Linked DNA regions of Homo sapiens: regions 2 and 3 are each linked to region 1. The links are chromatin loops, found by intact Hi-C in ENCODE. Cell type or tissue: mammary epithelial cell. All regions are shown on one strand. Links, peaks and the distances in the headings refer to the core of each region. The heading gives the core; the rest is flanking DNA.

Region 1 (5,000 bases), core at 1-5,000:
CTTAAATAACTACCTTAGGAGTGGGGTGTAGGTGATTACTTCTGAAAGAATGTGAAGAGGCTGGGCGCAGTGGCTCACACCAGCACTTTGGAAGGCCTAGGCGGGTGGATCACCTGAGGTCAGGAGTTCCAGACCAGCCTGGCCAACATAGTGAAACCCTGTCTCTACTAAAAATACAAAAAAATTAGCTGGTCATGGTGGCAGGCACCTATAATCCCAGCTACTTTGGAGGCTGAGGCAGAAGAATCGCTTGAACCCGGGAGGCGGAGGTTGCAGTGGGCTGAGATACGCACCGTTGCACTCCAGCCTGGGCAACAAGAGCGAAACTCTGTCTCAAAACAAACAAACAAATAAACAAACAAAACAAACAAACAAACAAAAGAATGTAAAGAGAATGAAAACATTCAGCTTTTGGTATCCAAAGTAGGATTCTGGAACAAATGATGAGCTGGAAAGCCAAGCCTCTTAGAAAAGTTGCTGGTTCACTCAGATCATTTTCCCTAAGTGCAGAGATGTTACTCCTTCTGCCTGAGGTATAAGATGGCAACTCCCGCCTGCCTCGCTAGACCCTTCCCAATCAGGGAAAACTTAGTGAATCAGTTGACCCTATTTTGTTGTCATGTCAGCCTCCATTCTGCTGTTTTGCTGCTGCTGCTTGGTGCTTGGGCTGGAAAGTGGTGGTTTAAATGTCCAGCATCTCACCCGGACGTGATATCTCATGCCTGTAATCCCAGCACTTTGGGAGGCTGAGGTATGTGGATCATTTGAGGTCAGGAGTTCAAGACCAGCCTGGCCAATATGGTGAAACCCCGTTTCTACTAAAAATACAAAAAATAGCCAAGCACTGGTGATGCGCGCCTGTAGTCCCAGTTACTTGGGAGGCTGAGGCAGGAGAATCGCTTGAGCCTGGGAGGCGGAGGTTGCAGTGAGCCTAGATCGCGCCACTGCACTCCAGCCTGGGTGACAGAGTGAGACTCCATCTCAAAAAAAAAAAAAAAAAAAAAGTCCAACATCTCTTCCTTCTGCTGGGAGTAGCCACCTCTTTACCTGCTTCTTTTGCAGCGTTGACACCTTATCCCCACCACCTGCACCCACCCCTACCCCTGCACCTTGCTCTAACATGTGGTCAGAATGGGGTGACTGCCAGCTTCTGCATGAACTTTCCCTCTACAGCCACGGTGATTGTCTAGGGGAAAAGGCAGAAAACTCAGCTAAACCAATGAGTCTTTTATGGAGATTTATTTAACTACATTGAGTGGCATCTTTTCCTTCTCTGATGGTAAAGCTAGGAATATGTAAGAGCAAAAATGGCTGAAAACTTTGCTCTAGTGTTGAAGGGAAAGCCATGTGACAGGAAAGAAGAAAGCCACTGTTCAGCCTGAAGCAGAGTCCACTGATGCTCAGAGAGAGTCCTAGTATCATTGCAACCCGCCATTCAGCCATCTCGAAGATACCAGGATCCCACTCTTCCTGCAACTTAGCTATACACATCAATTCAGTTTCCATTTTGCCTAAGCTCGTGCAACTTTAATCTCTTTCGCTTGCAGCTAAGAGTTCTGCCTGTGTAGCGGTCTTATAATTATCTGAATTAGAGCAACACTGAATGAGCCTACTCGCCCTTTCTCAGGTCTAAAAATACCATATAAAATATTCGTGAGAAATTAATATAGTTCCTAGAAAAGACTTTGCCAACGCTTGTCCATTTGTAGGATATTTTAAGTAGCCTTTAAACAACAATAACTCCCTTTTGGAATGAACAGACAAAAGGAAGAACTGTTCTTCTGAGATGTGAGATCCTGGGATATGATTCAACAGGACTTTTTGTGGGAATGGTTTTGCTGCATTTTTCTTTTCCAGAGGGCAGAAAAGAAAAACCATGTTATTTTCTTTTATTGTATGTTATAAATGCATATAATTTCCAAAAAATCAACAAAGACTTCTGATGTAAATGTGTATTAGTTTCATCTAACTTCTTTAAACGCCATCACATACCTAAGGACTTGGGGAGACATATCTATTTTCACAGTTCTTTCCGATTCTAATGAGCTCTGAAAAGTTTATTTCAAAATAATCCTTCTGTATTAAGCGCTGGCTCATTGACAGGTCCCCTTTTATCGTAATTTCATGAAGTTTATTTTCCAAATGAAGGTTTATTTTTGCATGGAATTCTGAGGTTCTGCATTGTGTATATGAAGCAATTAGTTTGGGATTTCTGGAATTTATTTTAGACCAGACAGATGTCTTCAATTTACACACTCTGGGAGGTGACAAACCCTATTAACATTCGAAAGCTATCAATTTGCTTTATCTTTGTTCTTAAGCACACCCAGCTACGATCCAGGGTAATTCTTTTTGTTTGATTGTTTATTGGTCTTGTGTTTTTATGTAGACAGAAGTAGGAATTTAAGGAAAACACGGAAGATAGCTTCAGTAATTTTATCACTGTCAAAATCTAGTGGGTTACTTTAAGAGCCACGAATCACACCTGTATTAGAAATGCATTTTTTCCTGACTAAAATTCTTTCCTTTTAGTAACCACCATTGAAGTCTAAAACACATACACAGTAGCTACTCATCTTTTAAAGTTTTTCTTTATCACGTTGGTGACTTATGCCTGCTATTCCCTTGCTTACATTGTCTTTTTTTAATCAATGGTTGTTTTTACCAGGTAATAGAAACATATCTCTAAGCTGCGTAGACCTCAGCATGAATCTGAGTATTTTTCTATTCATTAGTCAAATCCTTCGTAGTCAAAAGTAAGTGCACTCCCATTGTGTACAAAGTCCTAGACTGTGTTGATTTGGGAAGGAGGGTTCAAATGATGTCCCCGTTCATTTTTATTCTGAACTTGAAGACCAAACCAGGGTTATTATTTTTTTTTCCGATGCATTCTGCAGCCACTAGATGGCTCCGGAGATATGCTCGGGTCTTCTCCAGAGTCAATTACTTCGAAACCTAACAACCTAAATTGCTATTTACTTCTCACATCGAAGTCCAAAACTGCACGCGCATTTTGCTGATTATAGGATTTAAAAACTGAGAGTAGGACCCAGAACTTGATCTGAATAAACTCAGCCCACTATTGGGAAATTTTGTTTACAAAATTTGCTTTTTATTATGACTGCCGTATTTTATTTTCAGTGAATGTGGGGCGTATTGTTACTGGCCAGGAGAAAGTTAGAGACTAACAGATGTCATCGGTAGTGTCAGATCTAGATCAAATGCAGAATGATTATACATCCTGACACAATTGTTTTTGAAATATAGGATAATCCATTACGGACAGGATGTCTGACAACTCTAGTTTTAGTGACATTGTACTTGACTTTGAGCTCATGCTGTTTCCTTTATCTTGGATTAAGTTATTTATGTATGAGTCCAATAGAACTGAAAACACTTAGAACTAAGATTAGAAGGATACTTTCTTAACATGACTACTTCAGACTACCTCAAAAATATATATCAAAATATATTTAATGGTGAAATATCATAAATATTTCTGTTAAAATGAGGAGGAAGAAAAATATGCTTACTGTCATAATTTAAAATTTTCCTCTGGATATTTTAGATAATGCAGCAAAATTTTCCTCTGGCTGTTTTCGATAATGCAGCAAGTCAAGGGAAATAGAAAAGGTATTATAGAAAAGGAGAGACAAAATCATCATTGTGTGTAAATCATAATTTCTTTCTTCTAAAAAAACAGAAGGTTGGGATAAGAAAATAGTGTTAGTGGGTCAGTTATAAATAAATTGTACAAAATCATTAAAATTTTTAAAATAATTCTACAAAAATCAACTTCCTATATGCAGCAATTATCAATTAAATTATAACAAAAATATATTATATTACAATATTCAAGTATACTGAAAAGCAATGTATATTACCATACAGCAATTACTCTCCTGAGTGGCAAAAAGACACTTTAAAAAATGAAAGATTATCCTCTTTTGGATGGGAAGAATATTGTAGATATATCAATTCTACCTTTAGTTAGCTTATAGTTTTAATGATAATCCAACAAATATTGCTTCAGAATTTTTTTTCAAATTTCACAATTTTTTTTGGAAGTTCATGTGAAAAATCAATAGAAGAAAAGATCCAAGAAAATAAGGATGAGAGGCAATTCCATTGTTAAATACTTTGTTTATAATTTATCATCAACCTAAAGTAATCACAAAAGGCACTAACTACTCAAAGAGAAAAGTAAGTATTCTTAGATATACATGTGAATTAGTATTTAGTAGGGTAGCACTGCAAATTTTTCAATAAAAAAACAGATTAATTCAATAAATTGTTTACTATTTTAAAAATAACAAATTTAATTCCCTACCACATACAATATTGCAAAATAAAATCCAGGTGGATTACAGAGAGAAAATGATGAAACATAAATATATAAGAAAACTAAAAGTGCTGATTTGAACATTTGCACAATGATAGGGTAAGAAAAATTTTTAAGCACTTAAAAAGTATTTACATATTAACCAAACTGTTTTTTCTGAAAACCAGAGAAAGATAACTAAAATTATCAACAAGAAAATATTTTTAAGAGATTAATGAAAAGATACAATTATCCACAATATATCGAAGTCTTAGAACTCTATAAAAAAAGAAAAGCCAAAACGCCACAGTAGAAATGAACAACAAAGACATGAACAATCAAATTCCCAATGAAAAAATACAAATGGCAAATAAACAAATCTAAACATTGTAAACTACACTAGTAGCCAAAAAAATGAAAATTACAATTAAATACTGTTTTTGTCTCAATTTGGAAATTACTAAAATGAATAATTACACAAGTGTTAGGCAGGTTACAGAAAAAAAATGGACACTCTCATATTCCAGTGGTGGATATGTAAATTGGAACATCATTTCTGCAGGGCAATTTGGCAGTGCATTTCAAATACATTAAAATGTGCATATCTTTTCACCGAGGAATGTCACATTTAGGAACTGATTAGATGTATATAAAAACATCTGTACAAGGATGATCACCC
Region 2 (5,000 bases), core at 1-5,000, 310 kb before region 1:
TTCTAAGAAACTGAGTTAAAAGTGGTCTCGTCTGATGTCGGAAGGAGGGGTAGGGGTGGAAAGAACAAGAGTGGTGGATGCTGGCTGTCCGTTGCTGAGGAAGCGTACCTCCGCCTGCCATGGTGAACTTGGCTTTGGTGATTTTTAAGGCACTGGAAAACTGAGTACCCTCATAAAAGCAGTAACAGCTGCAATTTACTGAGCACTTACTGTGTGCCAGGCATCCTGCTAGGTGCTTTTCATGGTTTATCTTGTTTGGAATTACTCTGGCTCCATCTGGCAGACACCATGCACAGCTTTCCCTGCCTGGGGTCAGCTACCTCCTCAGGCCTCTAACTCAGGAAGTTGGCTGGACACAAGGCCCATGTCTCTGGGACCCACCAATCTTTCCGATCCCTGCTCCACAGATTGGGAAATGTTTTTCAAGAGAGATAACGAGCAGGAGTTTCTCTTCTCCTTCCTTAGCTTGAAGCTTTTGTCCTCTCCATGTCCCCAGGGGCTTAGGCTTTTGAAACCAAATCCTGGAAGACTTCTTTGTTCTCAGCTCTCTCTTCTGCCTAATTCCTCCAGAGAGTGGGCCTAGCTCTTTGGTGAGGGAAGGGCACAGGGGGACTTTTCCTGGAAGAAAAAGTTGGTTAATATTTTTAAAGACATTACCCCACCTCATTGGTGACAATCGATCATGTCAGCGCATCTCCTTTTCCTGGCCATGTATTTTACTTTTCTTTTCCCTTCCGTCACTGCTTCCCTGCGCCTCTATAATGTCATAAAGGAAGGGAGACGAGCTCAAAGCTTTGAATATACCTGACCATTACTGACTCAAGACAATGCTACAGGCTCCTGTTTTATAAGAGAAAAAGAATTCATGGAAGCTTTTCTGGAATACGGCTTTATGTTCATATTCTACCCACTCCTCTCTCTCTCTCCTCATAACTAAAGGGAGCTGGTAGCAACCACCCTGCTTTGCAGCTCAGCTGGTAGAATGCCTGGAGAGCAGCCAGTGGCCTGGGTTCAATCTCCTGATAAGTCATCAATTTCTTTCTCACCCAAAACATCTGGTTTGGGATCCTGAGTTATGAGCTAATATTAAATATAAAAGTTTATAGCATCACATATATAATGCTGTTGATTAGAAACATCAAGAAAAGTAATTGACTGGAAGGGACTTGGTGTGACCAGCTGCTTGAACATCTGGATGGTATCCAAGGGGCCTGAATTGAATTCCCAATTCATCCATTCGTTCTTGGCCAGCAGTATCTGGTTTGGGATCTTTAAAGATTTGACTCTCCTCCTTGGCTATGGCTTTTTCTCAATGTTTTATACATAAGCGTGTGAGTGTGTGTTTCAGTTAACTGAAAAAAGCTAAAATAAAATCAATGTAGTTTTTATCTTCTCTTGCATCTGTTCATTAGACATTTATGGTTTTTATGATTTCCCGAGCCTCATCGTGTTACCAACAATGAACACTAGGGGGCAGTGTACACTCATGTTTTTCCTCCATGGGCTAAGATGTGTGAAGAGTGCCCCAATCCACCTCTCCATCTGGTTTGCAGTTGAGATGCCCAAGAGCGGGAAGGGTTCCTACCAGCATGGGGCTTTGTTCTCAGAAAGCTTCTCTAAGATACGTTACTTAGATACATCCGTAAAATCCCTCAGTCAACTGCACCCCTGTGGCCTATAGCCTGAAGTTAACCAAGTCTTTTCGTGACAGCCTATGTTCTGTTTGCTGAATAGCTGCCTCTCCTTCCTTTCTCTTTTCTGTTGGGTTTGGTTCCTGCCAGAACAACACGGATTTGCCCATCTCCCCTGACACACTCCGGTCCAAGGTTTAAGCAGGGCAGTCATTTCCTTACTGGAATCCCTTCCCAAACAGCTTCTTCCCAGGCTATCAGGCAGAAAGTATTTTGCATCTCCTGTGCCAACTCAGACTGAGGTAGCTGCTTGGAGTATTGTTTTGAGAAGGCCTCAGGGTCCAGGCTCAAGAGCAAGAATGCTATGCTCGATTGGCAATGTCTTCCTCCCTTCCCTTCCCTCCTTCCTTCCTTCTGTTCCTACCCCACTCCTTCCCTCCCTTCTCCCCTCCACTCCTTCCTCCTTCCTTTCTTTTTTCCTTTTTTCTTTTCTTTCTTATTGAATTCCGTTGAAGAGCCAGGTACTGGGCTAAACATTTCAATAGTGGACAAGATCATCTTGGTTTCTGCCCTCACAGAATTTACAAACCAATGGGAGAGACAGTAAAAAAACTGGGCACGTGGTAAGCCCTATGCTAGGGAAGCAATCGCGTGGTGTGGGGCACGCAGAAGAGGTACCTCACCCAGGCTTGGGGGTGAGTGATGAAACAAGGATGCATACCATAAAACCAAGGAGGGAAGGGGCAAAGAGTCAAGAGTCAAGGGGGAAATGTTAGAGCAGAAAAATACATGCAGGCAGCTCTTGCTTTTCACTTTGCTGCTCTGAGTCAATCTTTGTCTAGAAACCACCCATATCCCTCACCTGCAGATGTCTTAAGTGGCTCTGGGCTATTGGAGTGGCAAAGTCTACGGCCTGCAGTGGCCAGGAAGGTAAGATGGGTGATCCAGAGGATCAGAGCAAGCTAAGTCTCTGTGCTCCATCTGAGGGGGTGGTGCTCCGTCTTGAGCCAGGCAACAGTGGCTCTGTAAAACGCAGGCTCAGACAGTGTCAGATCTCGGGACTGTTTTGCAATGGAGGCTGAGAACTAGATTTTATGTGAAATTTCCTGAAAATATTTACTAACACTTTATGGGCCAAAAAGCTTAGGCATGAAGGCAAATTTAGGCCCTTGGGGATCTCTGGCCTAATGGCGCCTTTGCGTCCATGTCCGCCACCTAGTGGTGGATGTGGGTTCCTTCACTCTGTTTTTCTGTAACAGCAGCCGGAACCAACTTCCTTCCTTGCTCCCTTCTTAAATTTGGCTTTTGATTTCCAAAAAAAAAAAAAAAAAAAAAAAAAAAAAAAAATTGTTATGAAACGTTTAGGGTGCCACCCTGATGGCGGTTTTCGCCTTTCTTTTCCGGAAATCAGTGAAATCGAAGTTGGGGCGGATGGGGATGATGTTGAGAAGGCTGTTTGGGACGTGGGGGGTGATGACAGTGACGGGCTTGAGCACCTGCTTTGCTGGTGTGAACTTGCAGGCTGATTCCAACCGATTGAATGAAATATGATTACCAGCTTGACCTGTCTGGAGTCCAGATCCGGAGACTCTGAGTGCTCCTTGCAACATTAAGGATATATGATTCCATCGTGAGAGTGGGCCTTCTCAGCCAGGGTCTCCAGAGCCTTAGGGCTTTTTTCTGAATGGGCTGAATTCATGGTGGTCTTTGAGCCCCCTAGAAATTGTGTGCAAAAGTGTTTGCTTGTGCATTTTTCTTGGAGAGAGCTGCTAGCCTGAGTCAGATTCTCAAAGGGCCTATAACTCAGGAAGGGGAAAGGCAAGGCTGAAAAATGGGTTTCTCAAACTGAATGAGTACCCCAATGCTTGTTAAAATGCAGATTGTGGCTGGGCTCGGTGGCTCATGCCTGTAATCCCAGCACTTTGGGAGGTCAAGGTGGGTGGATCATGACATCAGGAGTTCCAGACCAGCCTGGCCAACATGGTGAAACTTTGTCTCTACTAAAAATACAAAAATTAGCTGGGCATGGTAGCGGGTACCTGTAATCCCAGCTACTCGGGAGGCTGAGACAGGAGAATCACTTGAACCCAGGAGGCAGAGGTTGCAGTGAGCTGAGATCATGCCACTGCACTCCAGTCTGGGCGACAGAGTCCATCTAAAAAAAAAAGTGCAGATTGCTGGGTCCCACCCCCAACGTTTCCGATTCAGTAGGAGTGGAGTGGGACCCCACAAATTGCCTTTCTAGCAAGTTCCCAGGTGATTAGACCACACAGTGCGGACTCCTGGTGGCGAGTAACAGCACTTAGAGAACAGGTCTCACGCATTCTGCCCTGATGCTGGAACTCATAGTTGGGAATCTTGCTTTCAAGCACAAAGCAAAAACAAACAAACAAAAAATGCACTGTGTTTTATTTCTGGATGCTGCCTAACTCCTAATCCCATCCTTTGCTTTGTCAAAAATATTTTAAAGATTCTGGGCAACAACTCTTCCTTTTGGACCTTTGACTTAATGATTTGCTGCTTAGAAGCCAAAAGACAGTGAGCTGGCTTCTGGAGAATGGGAGGCTGAGGAGTGTGATGGCGCCGTAACAAGGATAGGCAGTATCTAAGGGCAATATAATCATATATACATTAAGAATATATCATATATTCTTAAAGTTGCAAGGAGCACTCAAGGTCTTTGGATCTGGACTCCAGAAAGTTCAAGGTGTTAATCGTATTTCATTCAGTCGATTGGAATCAGCCTGCAAGTAGCAGAGATGCTTAATGGCTGTCTCCCTCCACACTGGTGTCACTGCATTAGAATTTGCTCAGAGGAGTATCTTGGTGGTGGTTGCGTGAATTGGTTCTGAGGGACATAGCCCATGTCCCCTTAGTACCCTTGTATGATGCACCTGAAGTTTGTCTAAGGAATGACTAAGACCCCTTCCAACTCTAGGAATTTCTGAAATCTGTTAAAAAGACACATCAGAACCTTTAAATTCTATTTCCAGGTAATCTTTGTCCACCTGCCATGTCTGCTTTCCTGGAGAAAGCTCATAGCCTTCTGCTGAGAAAATCACCTTGACATAGAGAAAATCACCTTGACATAGAGAAAATCATCATCCAAGAGCAATTCAGCCCTCATTGCATGCTAGATGCCTTCCTTGCCAAGGGCACTAAATGTGCCAACAAATGTCAGTGTGCTCTGGGAGGTCTCATTTGCATAGTGTGAGGCCCCAAGAATAATGGGGATCCAGGCTTCCCATCCCTCTCTCCATGGAAGCTGGGAAGGTTCCAAGCTTCTAGCACAGCACTCGGGGTGGCCAGAGCTTTGTGGGAACCTGAGTAGGGTATTTGGCCTGCAGAGTCTGGGCCTGTGGAAGTCCT
Region 3 (10,504 bases), core at 1-5,000, 600 kb after region 1:
TGTAGACTCATATAACACATTTTTGTTGGCAGTTCCTACTTTGACGGCTTCCTTTCAGAGGTTTCTGTTCCTTCCATCAGAGCACTTCAACATGTATAGTAAGTCACTCTGCACAGGAAAGATAAAGATAATATCTGCTTCTTTTTTTCTTTTTTTGAGATGGAGGTTCAATCTCGTTGCCCAAGCTGGAGTGCAATGGCACAATCTCTGCTCATTGCAACCTCTGCCTCCCAGGTTCAAGTGATTCTCCTGCCTCAGCCTCCCGAGTAGCTGGGATTACAGGCACGTGTCATCACACCCAGCTAATTTTTTTCTATTTTTAGTAGAAACGGGGTTTCACCAGGTTAGCCAGGCTGGTCTCGAACTCCTGACCACAGGTGATCTGCCCACCTCGGCCTCCCAAAGTGCTTGGATTACAGGTGTGAGCCACTGCACTCGGCCCATATCTGCTTCTTAATATAAGGGACTGGAAGCCTGTGATATAATTTCAAGTTAAAACAGAGTCATGTTAAGTTACTAAAAACTGCCATTCCATGTGATGAGAGAAGAATGTTCAGAATGCTTCAAACAACACTGACGGCTGTCCTATGATGGACTTCCTCTTTATGAGCTAGTCAATTCTGTTTATTAAATGTAACTCTTGTTGAGATAGGTGCGAAGTGCCAGGGAATGATTTCCAGAGGGTATGAAAATATTTGAGGAATTGAGCAATGTTTAGAGTTAGCCAGGTGAAGGAGGGACAGGAGAGTAAACAGCATGAACAGCATGTGCAAAAGATTGCGGAAAAAAACTGGAACACACAGCCCATCTGGGGAAATGCAAGTAGCTCAGAAAGGTTAGAGTATAGAATGTGTTGGGAGGGGAGTTGGGTGGGGAATAGCAAAAGGTAGAAGTGGAGATAGGAGCCTGCTTTGTAATAAGCTTGTTTGCAACCTATTTCAAGGGTTTATGACACACTCAGACACACATGCACACACTAAACCATAGAGACAGGGTAAGCCAGAGGCAGGGCCAGAAATAACCAGATCGAATGTTTGCCCGATTATCTATTTTAACTTGGCTTTTTATTAAATTAAACAGAATCTCTCCGGGATGGAAATCCTTGGCTCTTAGGTTCATTGGGTCCCTTCTGCACCAGTCTCTGCCAGTTTCATTGAGTCTGTTCTGCACCAGTCTGTTGGTTTCAATATCCCACCAACTCCTATCCCACCTATCCCTACTTTGGATGAATGGATGGTTAGGATAAGTTTGGGATGTTATCTCAATGGAAATAAGAAGCCAAAATTTTCAGCATCTGCCACCACTTCTCTCCAAGTAATATGATAAAAATCACTGGACAGAACCTGGCTTTGTGAATAATTTTCTGAGAGAACCGAGTGAATCTTTGGCCTTTATTTTTCTGTCCATAAAATAAGGAAGAGAATAAATGTGCCGGGTATCTGAAAAAGTGATAGTGAAAAACAGAAAAGGAAAGAAAAAGTAAAATAAAAATCAGGGTTATTCCCAGAAGAACTGGGTCCTGAATGGAATCAGGATGCAATACTCCCCAAATTCTCCCAACAAGTATCTCAAATACGTGACAACTTTATGTACATAAATGATGGTCAAAATGAACATTAAGACTGTTCTAAATGAAGCATCCTGAGAAAAAACAACGGGGGAGGATGAGTTAATTCCTAACAAAGCTATCTTATATGTAGCGAATAATTTCTACCTTCCTATACCCTATATATAACCCCTCAGTTACGAGAAGTTCATGACAATTGTCTGCTTTGCATCTGAAATTTATCTTACTCCTCAATGCAGCCTCTAGCCCCCCACTGCATTTTTGTGATAATATATTACAGGTGGAATGAACTGCAAATTATGCTCAACTTAAGAGTTGTAACTGGTGGAGGAAAGGGGCTCGCTGGTGATTAAAATCTAGAGATGGCTCCAGTTTCAGGAAATATGGACCAAGCACTGTCACACTGACTTTCTCACTATGTGCAGCTGTAAGTCCCGAACCAAATGCATGAAGTAGTTATTCAGAGCCTGTGAAAAATAACTAGTAGCAGGTAAACTAGGAAAAAGGATTAGAGTGTGATGTGCCATTGAACTGGGAATGTGAACGGATTTACCATCTTTTCTCTTATGGTATCTCCAATATGGAATCAAGGAAGCTTGAAACCAACAGGGATCCATGCAGACAGAGAGAGCTCTAGGAGAATCCCTCTAGTTCTGTATCAAGAAGCAGGAATGAAGTATCCTAATATTCAGGGAGAGTGGGGGAAAATCTCCCATTTTTAAATTTTTTGTTCATTAATTTCTGATTTTTTTAATTCTCCTCATCCCAGTCCCCAGTGCCTGTAGTGGTAGCAACAGTAATGGAAGAGAGGACCCATGGAAGCCTAAAATTCTGAACCTTTCTTTCTTATCAGAGGAGTAGTGGGTCCAAAGGGGTGGAGATCTTTCCCTATTATTTTCTTCCTCTCTCTGCTCTTCTGCAGTTTTTCAGGCATGTTACAGAAAGTATATAGTAGAGCAAGGCACATGAAACCCCATCTTGCTGATCATAGAACCAAAAAGAGAGAGCCTCAGGAAGCCTGAAAGTATAAGGATAATCTCAAAGAGGAAGGAACTCAGGAAAGAGAACTGGACTTCATACAGGTGTTTATGAATTCCCAAGCTCACCTACAAATTGTGTATGTGTGAATCTGACACTAAACAGAAAACCAAAGGCTTTGGGAACTATAATTCAGGATATACTACCATCCAAGTCCCCAACTGGCCATAGGGTGGAGCCCACATGTGACAGATCCAAATAGCACTGTGAAGGCATTGAAAATGTAGCCAGCACTAAAACACCATCCATAGAAGGCTGATGAGACCTTCAACCTGAACTCAGATGGTTGACTGCCTTTTAAAGTAAATATATTGATATTCGTCGTAAGATTTACTTAAGTCCCAAAGTCTCATATGATAATATTCAATATAATTAAAACACAACAGAAATGCATATAAAAATTTAGAAAATTCTCAGTTCAGATGGAAAATGACAGTCAACAGAAGTGAATGATGAGATAATACAGATATTGGAGTTATCTTATGAAGACTATAAAGCAGCCATCATAAAAATGCTCTAAGAAGTAAGAGTAATACCCTTGAAATAAATGAAAAGATAGAAGGTATCAGTAAAACCATAGAAGACACACAGAATAATCAAATGGAAGTTTTAAACTGAAAAATACTACTAATAAAAATTTTAAACTTACTGAAAAGGATGCATAGCAGAATAAAATGACATTGGAAAGAGCCAGTCAACTTGAAAATAGATAAATAGAAATTATCCAGTCCTCAATAGAGAGGGAAAAAAAATTCAAAAATGAACAGAGACTCAGAGAACTATAAGATAGTAGGAAAAGGTTTAGCATTTGTGTCATAAGCATCCCAGAGAGAAGGGAAAGAATACAATGCAGAAAAATAAATAAATAAATAATAGTGAAAACTTCTTTAATTTGGCAAAAGATATAATCTTGTAGATTTAAGAAGCTCAACAAGTCCCAGAAAGAATAAATCCAAAGGCTGGGCACAGTGGCTCACACCTGTAATCCTAGCACTTTGGGAGGCCAAGGCGAGTGGATCATCTGAGTTCAGGAGTTCAAGACCAGCCTGGCCAACATGGTGAAACCCCGTCTCTACAAAAATACAAAAATTAGCTATGCCTGATGGCAGGTGCCTGTAATCCCAGCTACTCAGGAGGCTGAGGTGGGAGAATCATGAATCGCTTGAACCCAGGAGGCAGACATTGCAGTGAGCTGAGATCATGCCATTGCACTCCAGCCTGGGTGACAGAGTGAGACTCCATCTAAAAAAAAAAAAAAAAATCCAAAAAGTCCACACCCAAATACATCCTTTAAAAGTGGCTGAAAACTAAATACACAACAAAAATTTTTGAAAACAGCCAAATAAAAATGAAAACAAAGTGAAACATAAATATTAACATAATACAATGATTCAAATGGCTAGACTGGCTCATGCCTGTCATCCCAACATCTTCAGAGGCCAAGGTGGGAAGACTGCTTAAGCCCAGAAGTCCAAGACAGTGAGACTCTGTCTCTACAAAGAATTTTAAAAATTAGCCAGGCATGGTAGTATGTCCCTGTGGTCCCAGCTACTCAGGAGGCTGAGGCAGGAGCATTTCTTGAGCCCAGGAATTCAAGGCTGCGGTCCTCTGTGATTGTGCCACTGCACTCCAGCCTGGGCAACAAAGTAAGAGCCCGTCTCTAAAGAACAAAACAAAACAAAACAAAACAAAAGAAGGAAAGAAAGAGGGAAAAAAAAGGAGACCATAATAAAGTTAATATTTTCAAAGTCCTGAAAGATATTACTGTCAAACCAGTCATATATATAATGTTATCTTTTTTATTTTATAGACAGGAAAATTAAAGCCAAATATTTACTGAGTTCTCACAGAAACTTATCCACACAGCCAGGTTCTGTCTAATGATTTTATCATATTACCTGGAAAGGAGTGGCAGCAGATGCTAAAAATTTTGGCAATATGAGAAAAAGATAATTAAAAACAAGGATCTTCAAGCATATGAAAGGTATTATGTCGAGGTAAAAATACAGAGATAATTTCCTCAGCAAAACATATTGAAAGAATTTTCTTGACCCTCAGAGTTACAGAACTCCCAGAGGTCTATACCCAGTAAAAATATTCTTCAACACTGAAGCTAAAACAAAGATAGCCTCAGTGAAGAAAAACTAAGAGAATGCATTTTCAGCAGATCTGCTTCTTTATAAAAGTAATTCTTCCAAAAGAAAGAAAATAATACCAGAAATCCACTTGGAATATCAGAAATAAAGGAAGAGCAAAATAAATGGTAAATATCTGCATAAATATAGTAGACTATCATCCCCTTAAATTCTTTAAAATATAATTGATATCTGAAACTTGAAATTGTAACATTGCTGGGTTTTCAATATATGCAGATGTGATAAATAAGACACCCACAAGATAAGAGGAGAAAATGATGGGAATTTAATGGCGACAAGGTTTCTATATTTAATTTGAAGTGGGAAAACATGTATTTTAAATAAACTGAGAAAAATATATATGTATATTGTAATCACTGTAGCGATCATTAAAAAATTATACCAACAGATATTATCAAAAATACAATGGATAAAATAGAATACTAAAAGTATTTAAATAACCCAAAATAAAGCAGGAATATAGAGCAAAGCTATGAAAATAAAAAGAAGAGGAAACAGAATTAAATGGTAGACTGAAATGCAAATATACCAATATTTTCTTTAAATATAAGTGCATTAACTATACCAAATAAAAGACAGAAATGATCTTTACCATGAACCAACTTTATGCTGTCTAAAGACACTCAGTCTAAATATAATCATACAGGCAAGTTAAAAACGAACATGTAGAAAAAGTTATACTATGCAAACACTAAATAAAAGGAAGCTGTAGTGGTTACATTAGTCTATGCATACATTAGAGCAAAGAAAATTACCAGGGAAAAAGAATGATATTACATAATCCTAAATATACATGCATGTAACAAAAGATATTCAAAATATATGAAGCAAAAACCGACAGAAATGAAAGAAGAAATAAATAAGTCCATCATATAGCTGAGAATATCGATACAGGAGTGGGACAGGGAAGGGCTGAGTAGAGAAAGACAGGGTCCCTAGGGAGGGCTCCACCCTCAGGTCTGTTCCCATAGACCTAGGTGAGGACAGGCACTCCTGTTTTCATGCCCAAATGTTGTATTTTCCAAGACCAACCTGGCCTGCCACGCCCTGACCCTGTGCCTATAAAAACTCTGAGACCCTAGCAGGCATGCACACAAAGCAGCTGGATGTCGAGAGAAACACACTGGCAGAAGAACACACCAGTAGACACCAGTAGGGCATCTATGGCGGGACAACGTGGAATTTGGTTGGCGGTGGTTGGAGGAGAGTCTGGCTGCTCAGCAGCCCCCAGGGGAAAACCGCCTTCCCACTCCATCCCCTTTCTGGCTCCCCATCCATCTGCTGAGAGCTACTTCCACCATTCAATAAAACCTTGCACTCATTCTCCAAGCCCAAGTGTGATTTGTTTTTTCCAGTACACCAAGGCAAGAACCTCAGGATACAAAAAGCCCTCTATCTTTGCAATAAGGCAGAGGGTCTAATTGGGCTGATTAACACAAGCCACCTGAGGCAAAACTAAAAGAGCATACTGTAACAAACATCCACTGGGGCTTCAGGAGCTGTAAACATTCACCCCTAGTCGCTGCCATGGGGTTGGAGCCCCACAACCTGCCTGTCTGCATGCTCCCTCTAGAGGTTTGAGCAGTGGGGCTCCAAAGAAGGGAGCCACACTTCTATCACATGCCCTGAGAGGGGAATAAGGGTACTTTTCCCATCTCAATATCAGCACTCCTCTTTTAAATAATTGATAGAACTGGTAGATAAAAAACTCATTGACACTATAGAAGAACTGAACAACACCATTAACTAACTGTATCTAATTGACATTTATAAAACATTTCTACTCAACAACAGCTAAATACACATTCATCTCAAGAGCACATGAAACATTCTCCAATATGGACAACATCTGGATTCATTATAAAACAAACCTTAACAAATTTAACAGAACTAAATTATGTAAAGTATGTTCTCTGATTATAATGGACTTCAACTAGAAATGAATAACAGAAATGTAAAGGGAAAATATTCAAATACTTGAAAGTTAAACAACATACTTCAAAATAATCAATGCAATGTAGAGAAAGTTCCAAAAAAATAGAAAAGATTTTGAACAGGATAACAATTCAAAATTTACAGGATGCAGCTAATGCAGTGTTTAGAGGAACACTTATAGAATTAAATATGTGAAAAGAAGAAAATTCTCATATCTATCATCAAAAGGTCTTCCTTAAGAAACACTGGGGAGGGGGGAGAACAAAACAGGCACAGCATACACTGAAGAAAGGAATTAAAAATTGAAATTTCAAAAATTAGACAAAATCAGTAAAACCGAAATCTGTTTCTTTAAAAAGACTGATACCTCTGGAAGGCTGACAAAGAAGAAAATAAAAGAAAACAGGCCCATTACTAAAATTACAAGTGAAAGAAGGATCTTCCTATGACCACAGAGTCCACAAATTAGGTAACGGGAAAAATCACTTAAGCTGCAGCACTAGATCAAAATAATCAACATTTTCCATTTCAGAGTATATAATATATTAAGTAAAATTAGTTCAGCTTCAAAGCAATATTGATTTCAGGACAATGAAAATACGGAAGTAGTCTGCCCAGAGCTGGCATAGTGCTCTAGCATATCAGAGTCACTGGCTCCTAAATTTTTGTTGCTCCACCATTCATGGCTTCTATTCCAAGATGACCTCTCTGTTCAAGATGGCTGCCAGAGCAAATTATTAAACATCTATTCTGTCCAACAGGAGGGAGAAAGCTACAAAAAGAGGTAGGGATCATACCTTGAGAGACTCTCTTCAGAAGTTGCAGATCACTTCCACTGTATCCTATTGGCTAGAATTTAGTCACATGGTCACTTCTAACTGCAAGGGAGGCTGGGAAATGTGATCTGTAACCCAGATGCCCATATCTCTGAGTAAAATAATAAAGGAAGGAGTAGATAAGGAATGTGGGTACAATCTGTAATGTTTGGCGCATATCTTATGAAAGTTCTTCTAGATATTATCAGAACAGTTTGTACTTCAGAAACTGAAGTTCCTTCAGCCAGGAAAAAAAAAAAAATGTTCCTTGTGGGACCATATTAGAACCTCTACCTTCAATTCAAAATTCTATTCTGAACTAAGTTCCTGTGAATAGGTGATGTCTGTTAAACTACTAAAGTCTTGTGTTTTTCTCTCATAAAATAAGCTCCTCATATTCACTCAGAACCATCCCCATCCATTAATGTTATTCTCTGTCACCACTAGGGACACATCAGCTCAAATGTAATTCCTATCTAAAAACCATTCAGCAGCCATTTGGATGAAGTTCAAAATGGGGCATGTCAAGGGTCTTTCAAGAGTCCAAGAAGTTGAGGTGTCCTGCTTTGCACTGTGACCCTTCCTTAACTTCTCCTGCCTTTTTTGCTCCCTGTGGAGCAGGGCTAACTCACAGGCACTACACCCAAAGTCGGCAAATATGGGCTCTTGACAACTGTATTTATACTCACAAAAACTCACTTTCAATTACATGCAAATTAAGAGGTGAGTCAATGCAAATTGAGGGGCGGATTATTTAGAACTTTCTAGGAAAGGGACAGTAACTTCCAGGTCATTGCCTTGGAATGGTGTGGTCACTTCCGGGTTGTTGCCATGGCATTTGTAATCTGTCATGGCACTGGTGGGAGTGTCTTATGCCAATGAGTAATGAGGGCAGCTAGGGCTTACTTCTGTAGCCATCTGCTGGTTCCTGCTGGTTTTTCCACTTTATCTTGCCTGGACCAGATCCTGTTTGGGTCAGAAAGGTTGTGACCTGAAAACAAATCCTTCTAGCCTTCTACCTCATCTTCTCTTCCCCTCATAACCCTCATCCAACCTACCAGCAATTTTTTTAGCATGAATCTTCAAAATACACGCTGAATCCTACCACTTCTCAATTCTATACCTTTGTCCAAACTTTCCTGACTCTTGACACTTTTTATTCTTGATGTCTAAAACAAGACCTAACACTCTCATAGGTCTACATCAGGAGTTGGCAAGCTTTGTCTATAAAGGACCAGTAGCAAAGGTTTCAGACTCTGCAAAACAAAAAAAAAAATATGATCTCTGCAACTACTCAACTCTGCCATTGTAGCATGAAAGCAGTCATAGATAATAGGTAAGCAAGTGATCATGGCTGTGTTCCAATAAAACTTTATTTACAAAAGCCAGCAGCAGGCAGGATTTGAACTGGCTGTAGTTTGCCAACCCCTGGTCTAAACTCATTGTGGGAAGTCCCTGCAGCGTGTTTTTCATTCTTTAAAACACATTTTTCTGTCTTCATTTTTACTCGTGATAACACAACCACTTTTTTTAGCGCAATGTTCTATATTTTATTACATGCCATTTTCAAGTACATTATTTCATTTGGTCATACACACATCACAGTGACTTTTTCCATACAGTGTTGTAGGGTAATCATCCTAAACTCCTGAAATCAATATTTCTTCATGTCTGACCTTTCCAGATAATGATCTATGTGACAGAATTGCTCCACACATACCCACTTTATCCCTATAGGAAAACGAACACTCTAATTAATGACTCCTCTAATTAAATCTTTTCCTTCACCCTGAACTTTAGCTAAGAATAGAAGGACAGCCAAACCGAAAATAAATCAAGCTTGTGTTTTTCTTTCTGTTAGAGAATATCTCAGGACTCAATATACAATTTGTTTCTAGAAGTTTTCCATGTTGGGAATGAGACAGTCACAGCATTACATGGGAGGTAGGAATATAAAGTTATAGAAAAAAGAAAGAATGAACATGAGTTAAGAGAGAAGTTACAAACCAATGGTACCTGAGTTAAATCCAACCCAGGGACATGTTGCTTGGGCTTCAAAGTAGTTTTAAACAATTTGAGCCACCACTAAAAAAAAGAATTATTTTAATATAAATTTACATGCCTCACTTATCTAAAAAAATACATGAGGTAATAGCTATTTCTGGCACCAGTGGGACCAAACTATTTCAAGGTAATAACAAGCTGGAGCTGAACAGTGCCAATTACTTTTAGATAAAAAGTGTTCCCCAGTTTTCCACAATCTCCACCACTCCATATTATGTACTTAATACTGAAGCAAAGTATTGGCTGGCAATTACTATTATTTTTGCACTTTTTTATAGTAAATAAATATTTTTCTGTGCTCTTTTTCCAATGAAAATCAGGAAAATAATAAATTGAGAAGTCCATGTAATTTAAGAAAAAATGGAAACAAGTAGCTCATTTTGTTGCCTGTCTGACCACTATAGGCATTTGAGTTTTCCTCCAGTGCAGGAGAAAGGGACTAGCCTGGAAACTGGACTTGAGTTCTAGTCTTAGTTCTTATTTAGTATGAGGGATTTTTAAGCAAGGTATATACCCTGTTTTAGCCTCAATTTCTTCTCCAATAAAATAAAAGTTTTTGTATAAGTTAGGGTGTCTTCGTTGTGAAAAAAAAGTAGTTAATTTTATATGAATATCCAAGGTCATATAATTGATTCAAAAGCTAAGGAATCAAGTTTGAGAAATAATAAGGAACAAAGCAAGACACTGCAAGGAACTTGGCAGCATCAGCTACAGAAAAAGACCCATTATAGAGCAAAGTGAGCATTGACTGGGGAAGATGAATCCTGACCATTACTTTTACCTTTGCGTTCTTTGTTCACTCTTCCAAGTTCCAGCATATGATTGGCCAAGCTTGGGGTAGGTGGCCTTTTCACTGGATGTACCAGGTCAGAAAGCAGGCAAATCTTGGAGATGGTGCCCCAGAGACCCCTTTTATCTCCCACTGCAGA

What was found. A loop is a pair of places that touch in the nucleus more often than their neighbours do. Peaks named below come from ENCODE experiments on the same cell type or tissue, not always from the same donor. Only the 100,000 strongest peaks of a DNase experiment are listed, where the experiment ranks them.
Region 2: a loop joins it to region 1, with 7 times the contacts of the local background. A loop is called at or near these places in 6 of 110 quality-filtered maps.
Region 3: a loop joins it to region 1, with 4 times the contacts of the local background. A loop is called at or near these places in 2 of 110 quality-filtered maps.

Annotation. Positions count from the first base shown.
Region 1 is chr17:13,335,079-13,340,078 of GRCh38, forward strand. No RefSeq gene overlaps it. Among named protein-coding and RNA genes, the nearest start is that of LINC02093, 31 kb to the left of the region's middle. In mammary epithelial cell, for the core only: a CTCF peak has its summit at 2,906 (motif pointing right); no DNase peak of the experiment used is centred there; H3K27ac peaks cover 518 bases.
Region 2 is chr17:13,029,143-13,034,142 of GRCh38, forward strand. No RefSeq gene overlaps it. Among named protein-coding and RNA genes, the nearest start is that of ELAC2, 14 kb to the left of the region's middle. In mammary epithelial cell, for the core only: CTCF peaks have their summits at 1,470 (motif pointing right) and 2,845 (motif pointing left); no DNase peak of the experiment used is centred there.
Region 3 is chr17:13,933,078-13,943,581 of GRCh38, forward strand. No RefSeq gene overlaps it. Among named protein-coding and RNA genes, the nearest start is that of COX10-DT, 130 kb to the right of the region's middle. In mammary epithelial cell, for the core only: no CTCF peak of the experiment used is centred there; no DNase peak of the experiment used is centred there.